2 separate regions of the Homo sapiens genome follow, and region 1 is linked to region 2. The links are chromatin contacts, found by Hi-C in ENCODE. All regions are on one chromosome and are shown on one strand. The core of a region is the stretch at or near the end of the contact, and the rest is flanking DNA. Distances in the headings are between cores, read along the strand shown.

Region 1 (4,954 bases), core at 287-2,786, 530 kb after region 2:
TTGCTTGTCCAGCAAACATTATTGGACGCCTATTAGTGCCAGGTACTGCACTGAGCACAAGAGAAGGGCCCAGTTCCTTCCCTTGAAGCCCACAGCCCATCGAGGAAGACAGGTATGTAAGACAGCATTTGCAAGGGGGTGACAAAGGCCAGGGGGGAGGTGAACAAAGGATGCAGGGAGTGGCTCTCAGTGTTGTGAGCACCCCGCATGGGAAGGCCAGCGCGGCAGGGTGCTGGGTGCTGTTGCCCTCTGCTTCTCCCGGCTGGAGTGTCAGTGTGGGACCCTGTAGGCCCCAACCCACCCCAGGGGAGGCAAGTGAGAAGGTGACAGGACAGAGTCATGGGACAAGAACCAGAGGGAAGAGGCCTGGCCAAGCCCTGGAGAACTGAGCAGAGCAGAGAGCCGCCTCACCAAGCCTCTGTGTTCCATCTTGTCATGCTTGTTGGAATGAGGAGGAATCCCTAAAGATCATGGATAGAAGGAGAATGGCTCTTCTTCCCACCACCTCCCCACCGTCTCTCCCTGAAACCCCAGGAGCATTCCAGATACAACACAGGGCGGGGGTCTTCCCTTCATGTTCCTTGAGTGCAGTGGCCATGGCCACTCCTTTCTCAGAACTCCTACTGCCAGTCTTAGCACTGCTGGCCTCCATACCCAGCAGGGAGGTGTGGTCTGCTCCCACATGGCTGGCTGGGCCATTCCTGGGCAGATGGTATCGAGTAAGGAGCACCCAGTGTCTTGTGTGGTTGGCACACAAGACACTGTGGTGGTTGAGAGAAGCAGAGGGCAACAGCACCCAGCACCCTACCACACTGGCCTTCCCATGTGGGGTGCACACGACACTGTGTGGTTGGCACACAGTGGACACACCCTGGACTGCATGCTACGTATAAGCATGTCCTGGTGAAACTAGCAGCCAGTTCTTTGTTTTGTTGCAAATGACCATTTGACAGTACTTCCACAACAGCCAAACATGGCACATGAGGAACTGGGCTTGAGTATCACAAAGATTTACTGGTAAATGGACAGGCATAAGCACCATTAATCAGACAGCACAGTTACTCTCCATCTTGGTGGCTGCACAGCTCAGCGGACCACACAGGGCCCTCCTGGGGTGTTGGGCAAGGCCTCCTCCCAGGCAGAGGCAGCTGGACTGAGGCCAGAGAGTTCTGGGTGCTACAGCCTCTACCAGGAACAACAATTCTCACCCAGGGGAGGCCTGAAGGCTGCCTGGGCTTGGCTGCCTGGGCTTGGCCTAACCTACCTGTGAAGAAGCTCCCAGATTGCTAGTCAGCATCCCAGGTACCAGGAGAGCTTTCTTAATGCATCTGAAAATCCTGGATAAACAGGGCTGCCCTCTGCAACCCAGGCTGCCCTACAAGATGGGCTTGGCCTCCAGAGTGGTAGCTCAGGGAAGCAGAGCCCTCAGGTCCAGTCACGCTTTGGCATGGTCTGGCCTCACCATCTGACTTACGATTGACCCAGCCTGCCTGAAAGGACTCAGGGCCTAATCCAGGTTGTTCTGGTCTTGGTTCTCAGGTAGAATGAGAGTGGCGTCGGGGAAAGGGCTGAAGTCTTCACACAGGCTGTGCGAGAGCACTCAGCAGTCTTTGGTTGACTTTGGGTAGGAGTGGAGATGAAACCCAGCAGTCTTATGGTTTTCCCCGCCCTCCACCCCACCCACCCTACCCCTTCCTGTGGACAAAGAGAGGGCAGAGCTGGGGCCTCAGTGCCACGTGGGGTGGGCACATGAAGATGTCAGGGAAGCCCAGAATGTTCTGGGGGGGGTGGGGGACACATTCATTGAAACCGCTCTGAACCTAGGTCATAAAACTGTGTGTCAATATTTTAAAAGTCACAGAATGAATGCAGAGCTCTGCCAAACTCAACATGCTGTGTTCCAGGGGGTGATAAGACGAGCGTTAGTTCAGTGGAAAAAAAAACAAGACAAAAGGAGTTTTCTTTTAATCTTCTGTGTTTCATGTTTATACTGAGGCAGGCTGCCCTTGCAGGAGAGAATTCATTCATCATGCAACCAACAGATGAGTCCCAGTGACATTGTCACCTGTCACCTGTGTTGGATTTAAGTGATAACCATATACAGGCAGTAAGAATGTATCGAGGCAAATGTAGCCTGTCCCATTAGGCCAGCAGAAGCCATCTTGGGTTTCTTCTGCCAAGTTCATACACCTCTGGTTCAACAGTGATAAGCTGAAGGGAAGTTGCAGGAGCCATAACTGCCACTCCTAGTCCTTTATTACTAGGGGGCTGTGCTTCCACCCCTGAAAATAAGTCTTGTTTGGCACTCAACGTTTTCTGTGGAGCAAACAAGCAAGTCATGTCTCTGAAATACCTCATTTGTTCCCCCAAACATTTCACCAGCTCCTCCATGTGCTGCTCAGCTCTGGGATACATAGATGGGCACGGCTAGGTGTTCCCCTCCCTTCCCCACCCAACAGCCTATGGTCTGCAGAGGAAAACTAGCCTCCAGAGAAGGACAGTCTGGATTCACTGTTGAGATGTGGTTTAGAATCAGCCCACAGGACCATGGAGCCAGGGAGGGAGATGTGTGAACTGAACCTGTACAGCCCCACGAGTTGCTGAGTGGAGAAGGTGGGCTTGGGTGCGGGGAGCAGAGGGGGCAGAGTGGAAATCCAGGGTGGCCTAAGAGTCTGGGTGCCTGTCACCCATGAGGAGGCCCCAAAGAGTCCCTTGGGAACAGAGGCACTGATCTCCTTGTGGCCAGTAAGTGAGCAGGGCTGAGGCAAGGAACAGGCCAGCAAAAGCCTGCGGGGGGCCAGGGAGTGTGACAACCAAGGACCCCCAGAGCACTAGCAGCTAAGGACCTCATGCCACACTCAGACCTGGGCGAGGGACTGACCTGGAGACCTCCTGAGCTTTCTCTGACTGTATGGAGCTCACCAGGGAAAACATGGGGGATGCCTGGATGCATTGCCCAGCTCCGAGCTCAGCACAAAAACTCCCTCTTGGAACAGTCTAGAAAGAGGCTCACCTGAGGCCCAGCTGTCACCCAGGGGCCATGATGTCATGTGGGCCAAGGCATCTGAGGGGCAGGGGCCTTCCGCATCCCACTGCTGCCGTGGCCCGTGGCCCACTCTGCCCTGCCCTCCTGACCCGGAGGCCCAGTGCGTCTCTGTGGGGGGTGGGAGGAGCGTCAGCAAAGGAGAGGCTGCACAGGGCGCCTTCGGCAGTGACGCGAAACCAAGAGCAGGAAAAGCAACCCTGCTCAGCCCTGGGCGACTCAGACAGGAAAGGGCCTGAGCCTGAGGCAACCAGGAGGGGGCAGCCTTATCAGGGAGGCCGTGGCGCGGGCCTGAGTGCTGCTTCTGCCCTCATCCAACTGCAGCGGGACAGAGGCAAACAAGAGGCCCCCCCTTTGTTTCCAGGGGGGCCTGGAAACAAGGCTTCCAAGGTGGCAACAGTGTCCCAGCCCAGCCAGGCGGTGGCTGCAGGGGGCCATGTGTGTGCGCCTGTGCCTGTGACCAGCCTCAGGGCCTAGGGGCAGGGAGCAGGCCAGGGGAAAGGCTCTGTCCCTGGGGCTTGGCCGGGCAGGTGGAAAGCCAGGTTCAGATGGGTGACCCTGGGCTCTGCAGCTGCTGTGGTCTGGCAGAGGGGAGGAGGCGCCCTTAGCAGTCAGGGGCAGGATGATGGTAGTGACGTAGCTGACTACGGGGGTGCCTGACCCCTGGGCAGCAATGTGCTCTCAGGGTGGGCTCTGTATTGAGTTCCCACTGTCAGCACAGCCTTTGGCTGCTGCCTCCTCCTCAGAGGGTTCAGAGCAAATGATGCAGGGTCACCTGAGGACAAAGCATGGATGGGGTGTCAGGGACCCTGGGTCTGGGAGCTTGGGCAAGCCCTTCGAGCTCACTGAGCTCCCTGTGCTCCTGCCAGGCATGAGAACTCTGACTTCTGAGACTCAGATGGACCGAGAGTGGCAAAGTGCCTGGCAGTCTCCACATCCAGCCCTGCCACACTGTGGCATGGGACCTCTGTGGTCACTTCTGTGGCCTCCCAGAGACACCATCTCCCTCTGTCACCTTAGGACCACAGTCCCCTCCCCATGCACTGGGTGTGGGGGACCAGTGAGGAGTGGATGAGGAAGTGCAGAGACCACTCTACGCTTGTTTCCCTGCAGACTTTAGTGGCTGTGTGGCTGGGGTGGTGGCCCTGCTGAAGGGGATCTGACCTGGCAGCCGTTTGGGCAGGAGCAGTTTTCAGATGTGAGCACACGTTCAAACTTGCAGCAGCAAAGCTGCTCAAGGTCCCAGGAAGCCCAGGCTTCTCTCTCGTTTTTGTGGCTGCCTTGGTAACGTGTGGGTGTAAGAGCGTGTGTATGTGCAGGAGAGAGACGGAGAGAAAGAAAGACCTGTGCATTCCAGAACACCCTTCTTCCTTGAACATCCGATTACCCAGAGCCTAATTTTAAAACCGAAGTCGATGCCTTCTTAAGTCTGCGATGGCCCAGCTGGCCTCCTTAAGTCTGTGATGGCCCAGTTCTGTTCTTGCTCCAAGTCTACGAAGCCAGCTTCCCCTGCTGGGGCTTGAAAGGGACCCCTGGCCAGGAGCAAGCAGGGCAGCAAGCAAAGCTGTTGGGGGCACTGTGGGGACTCCCCCAGGTGGCCAGGCTTCTGTGTGCCCGTGCCACCCCTCCTCAGGACCTTGTTTCCAGTTCCGGTTGGGCAGGGGCTGGCACTGGAGAGAGGCTTATGTGTCAACACCATAAAGCAGCCAGCAAGCCCTAATGACCACGCTCTGCAAGACCACACAGCACAGACTGGCACCTGGTTCTGCTTGGGGGCAGGGCCGCTGCCAGCCTGCAGGCCGCCCCTACCTCTGGGAGCAGAGCCCGAACTTGGGGAGCGAATGAGGCTTCTGGGCTGGCTTTATGCTGACAAGGGCCTTCTGCACTGTCAGCCCGGCCCCAGCTCCCAGC
Region 2 (4,881 bases), core at 1,210-3,709:
GAAATCTTTGCTTTTAGAGTTGGCAGGTTTTTTACAGGCTGATAGAAGAGCATTCCAAAAAAGAGCAAGCTTGAGCATAGGTGTGGTGTCTGAGAGGGAGGGTGTAAGTTGTGCCGGGCATGGGAGTTTGGACTGAGAAGGGGGAGGGGGTGGGGTGCGACAAAGCTGGAGTTAGGAGGGAGGCACACTTTGAAGGGCTTTCAGTGCAGCCACTGCCTGGGCGTGGTGGCTCACGCCTGTAATCTCAGCACTCTGGGAGCCAAGGTGGGAGGATCACTTGAGATCAGGGAAGACCAGCTTGAGCAACATAGTGAGACCCCATCTTTAAAAAAAAAAAAAGGAATAAATTTGCCGGGTGTGGTGGCACGCACCTCTAGTCCTAGCTACTTGGGAGGTGGAGGTGGTAGGATCCCTTGAGCCCAGAAGTTCAAGGCTGAGGTGAGCTATGATAGTGCCACTGCACTCCAGCCGCGGTGACAGAGTAAGACTCTGTCTCTTAAGGGAAAAAAAAACCAAAATACTAAATCCAAATTGCAGCCATGGAGTCTGGACATTGTTCTAGAGGAAGTAGAGGCATTGCTGGAATTTCTATGAAGTCACACTAAACTCACTTGTCTTCCTCTCACTCTCATATTTGTCCCTCCTCTTCCATAGCCCTGTTCACTTAACACTAGCTCTAGACAGCTCTGGCCTCCCAGCGCAGAATCCTGGGTGTTATGCTCCCTCCCTCTCCTTATATTCAACTGGTCACCAAGTCTTATAGATTCTATAGTCTAAATGTCTCCAACAGTGTCCCTTCTTTTTCATCCCCAATTGCCACTACCTTTGTTTTTGTTTGTATTTTTGAGATGCAGTCTCAGTCTGTTGCCCAGGCTGGAATGCAGTGGCGCAATTTCGGCTCACTGCAACCTCCACCTCCTGGGTTCAAGCGATTCTCATGCCTCAGCCTCCAGAGTAGCTGAGATTAGTAGTGCATCACCATGCCCAGCTAATTTTTGTATTTTTAGTAGAGACAGAGTTTTGCCATGTGGCCCAGGCCGGTCTCGAACTCCTGACCTCAGGTGATCTGCCCACCTTGGCCTCCCAAAGTGCTGGGATTACAGGCGTGAGCCACCGCGCCCGGCAACACAATCTCTTATCTAGAATAAATCGGTCACCTCACCGGAGGTTTTCCCTGCCTCCAATTCTCTCCACATCCAATCCACTCCTATAGCACCTAGCATGATCACTCTAACAAGGCAATTATTCATACCTCTCCTTAGCTTAAAAAGCCTAAGTAATTCCCCAGTACCTGGCATGTGGATTCCAAGACCTTTGATGACCTGACTCCAGCTCTGTACCCCTCATTTCTCACTCTTGAAAACCCTGGGGTCAAACCACTCTGGGTTTCTTTTTGACATCAGTATATGCTGCACAGTGCGAGCCTCTGTGACAATGGGCACTACCCCCCTTTTTTCCCCTTTTTGTCTGTTTTTTTCTTCCCCAACCTCTTCTGTGCTTCCAAAGTGTTGTCATATCTTCCCCATAGCATTTAACACATTGGAGCTTTTGAGGGTAAGAGCTTTGTTTTATCTTCATATAACTTTTCAGGACATAATAGGTGCTAAAGAAATGTTTTTGAATAAATGAATGAGTTGGTTGATGCTAGGCTCCTTTGCATTTGTCCTGTCTCATTTCTGCATTCTAACGCACGATAGGCAAATAGGGCTGTTTTTCTCTCTCATTTTCAAGACCTGAAAGACTGTGGTGTATACAGGAATCAGTTTAAGTGTTCAATTATGTGGCATTTCTTAGCCATCTTCCCAGGGGAGTTGGTAAGCACCAGATGCAACTCTATCAATGACATTTTGGTCATAGAACCATTGTTGGCTTAACCCATCTCTTGCTTATTTTAAAACATTTTCTGAATAGAGGTCAAGAACATCGTCTTCGGCCTCAGATAGCCTGGGTTTGACAAAGATAGCAAGCTTTGTCACTTTCTGACTTTTGGACTTAGTTAACTCACCTGAAAAATGGGAACAATAATACAAGCCACAGTTATGAGAATTCAACGAGATAATGCATGTACAGCACCTGGCACATGGTAAAACGCTCAATAAGTGGTAGTTAGTAGGCTTAATGTATCTCGGTGCCCAGGGGTAGCGCAGTAGCCATGGGGAGCTCCTGAGAGAGAAAGCACAGCCTAAGGGGAGGATTTGGGGCCCGGGATGGCGATGGCGACGGTTGGGCTGCAGTACCGTCTAGGCCGCATTCCTCTCCTTGGGCCCCTAGCCACCCCCTCCCCGCCTGGTTCCCGGGCTGCAGACTCTTCCCCGCCCCCTCGCTCCCACTTCCCCACCGGAGGTCGAAGGCTGTAAACGCGGCGGGTGGAACCTTGTGTGGGCGGAACGCGAGTGCAGCGGTGGGAGGCTTCCGGGGGAGCTGCACGGGCGACGGGTCGGCGGAGACAGAAAAGCGCCGGACGCCGGGGTGATCATGGACGCTTGACAACCTGCGGGCAGGCGCCGGGAGGCCGAGCCAGCGACTAAGAGGACCGAGAGGTGGCGTGGACAGGTAGGAGCTAGCGAGAGGGTGGGCCGAGCGGGGCCGGCGCTCCAGGCTCGGCCAGACGATCCGGCTTAGAGCCCGCCGCCAAGGAAGCCCGCGGCCGTGCCCGCCCCGCCCCCGCCTTGGGGAGCGCGTCCCGCGGCTCCTCACTCCACGCCTGCGGCCCTGCTTGGAGCATACCGCCCACCGTGAGGTCTGCTGCAGCTTGCGACCCTCAGCTTCAGTGCTGTGGCTGCTTTCGCTCTCCCATCCCCAAAGGCTGCTCGTTTGCCCCTCTCCAGTCCATCCAAATAGCGCCCTCCCCTGACGGGAATTTATCTCCGCTCTGTGCCTAGCCTCTGGCCCTCCCACTCCAGAAGAAAGCGACTGTCTCCGTCTCTTTACATTCTCTGCGCCCACAGGCTTTGCTCCTTAAGCCGAGATTTTTTGAAGGGACAGAAGTTTCTCTCCATTTCCCTACCCCCTCTCCACCCCCACCTCCTAACATTGGGACTCTTTGCAGAGATCCCCATCTGTCTCTTCACACGGGTCCTCTTGGAAGGGCCTTTTCGCTCCTTCCCTCTTTACCGTCACCGACCCTCCTTTCTTCCCTACTCCTTTCCTTCTTCCTCGTATCCTCTCCCCTTCTCTTTTCCCTTTCCCTTCCGTCCTCAAACTCGTTGTTCCCCAGCACTTCATTGTTTTTCCTGTGTCTGGCCGGACCTTCTTAGGTAACCCTAAGTGAGGCGACATACTTGTTTCTCTAATACTGTGAAAGGGCAACTAATCTGTGTGCCTGCCAACACAAAACTTAGTTCCTCTTGCACCAAACTATTCTTCAAATTGTTCTTTGCTGCACTCTACTATACCGTTTTTCGTTCATTTTGTCACGCTGCTCTAATATGTATCATTCTTGGAGGAGAAATCTTACCTGGAACTCCTGTACACTCAGCGTGTAATTAGATTACACAATTGAGGGACCCTCCTGTACTTAATGTCTTCGGAGCGCTGATACAATATTTTCACTGTTTTCCCAAATCTTTTTATCGTTTTCTTGAGGTTTTTTTTTTTTTACACATTCTGAAGTCACGTTTGGTTAAAATGTCGTATCAGGAGGAGGCCGAATACAGGGATTTTTCCCCATGGTCTTACACAGCATGTATGTTCTTAGTTTGAATATATCGCTACTTTTCTTTCAAAATGATGTCTCCCTTTATCTGTGCTTACTTGACTTGATTAAATGAGACATCTTTCTTGTCTGGTTTTTTGTTTTCCTTATCTGTCTGGCTGTAGATTGGATTCTGATGACACAGTGGGAGCTGTAACTGATTGCTTTTGCTTACATCCGGTGCCTCTGTGTATAGGCAGTATCCTCCATTTCTTAACCAGAATGTATAAACGAGGTGGATATAAAACAGCTGCTGAGAAACTCATGTGTTTTTCTTTAGGTCCTGGTCAGGTTTAAGGACTTAGAAGGTGTTGCCTCTGGAGGAGGGACAGGTGGAAGTGAAATGACTTTTACAAAGTGTGTTTCAAACACCAGAATTTAGGACAAGATCCTTTTAACTCCAGGTTGAACTCCACCCATCTCATAAGGTGGTCATTGCATCTGGACTCAGGAACTGTTTTTTTTTTTTTTTTTTTTGAGACAGTCTCGCTCTGTTGCCCAGGCTGGAGTGCAGTGGCACAATCTTGGCTCACTGCAACCTCCACCTCCTGGGTTCAAGCAATTCTTGTGCCACAGCCTCCCAAGTAACTGGGACTACAGGTATCTGCCACCAGCCTAGCTAATTTTTGTATTTTTAGTAGAGATGGGGTTTTGCCATGTTGCCCATACTGGTCTCGAACTCCTCACCTCAGGTGATCCACCCGCCTCAGCCTCCCAAAGTGCTGGGATTACAGGCATGAGCCACTGCACTTGTCCTGTTTTTTCTTTATCAACACTATAAAAGTAAAGTATTCTGGTGTTTGATTCAGCACTGAATAGGCACAGACTTTGCAAAGGAGAAGGAAGAATGACTGACACAATTTTCTTTTGGACAGATTTCAAGGCCAGAGAATGGCAGGGGAACAGAAACCCTCAAGTAATCTCCTGGAGCAGTTTATTTTACTAGCCAAAGGTACCAGTGGCTCAGCCCTCACTGCTCTCATAAGCCAGGTCTTAGAGGCTCCCGGAGTGTATGTCTTTGGAGAACTTCTGGAGCTGGCCAACGTGCAGGAGGTAAGAACGGTTTGCAAACAATTTCTCTTTATTCTAAGACTCTGTAATTCTCCAGGTTTCCAAAGAATTTCAGTGCTGAAGTATTGTGAACCTGTGAGGTACCCTATTGTGAGACAGATGGGAATTGGTGGGGC

The links. A loop is a pair of places that touch in the nucleus more often than their neighbours do. Pooled maps may share reads with other maps.
Region 1: a map of CD4-positive, alpha-beta memory T cell shows a loop between it and region 2 (4-fold over the local background). The contact joins the enhancer-like site here to the promoter of COPS7B in region 2. A Hi-C loop is called at or near these places in 3 of 168 maps with a recorded cell type or tissue (CD4-positive, alpha-beta T cell, CD4-positive, alpha-beta memory T cell and naive thymus-derived CD4-positive, alpha-beta T cell) and 12 of 50 pooled maps.

The regions. Positions count from the first base shown.
Region 1 is chr2:232,318,400-232,323,353 of GRCh38, forward strand. The region is part of intron 14 of DIS3L2 (DIS3 like 3'-5' exoribonuclease 2); the gene reads left to right. Among named protein-coding and RNA genes, the nearest start is that of ALPP, 58 kb to the right of the region's middle. Within about 2 kb of position 1,537, at least 5 of the 41 ENCODE cell types and tissues checked have a DNase peak (open chromatin) inside an H3K27ac peak, as active enhancers do.
Region 2 is chr2:231,783,986-231,788,866 of GRCh38, forward strand. It overlaps COPS7B (COP9 signalosome subunit 7B), which reads left to right and starts at 2,460. Exons shown (of 7, transcript NM_022730.4): 1 at 2,460-2,553; 2 at 4,570-4,747. The coding sequence starts at 4,586. RefSeq lists silencers at 2,098-2,177, 2,188-2,367, 2,458-2,717.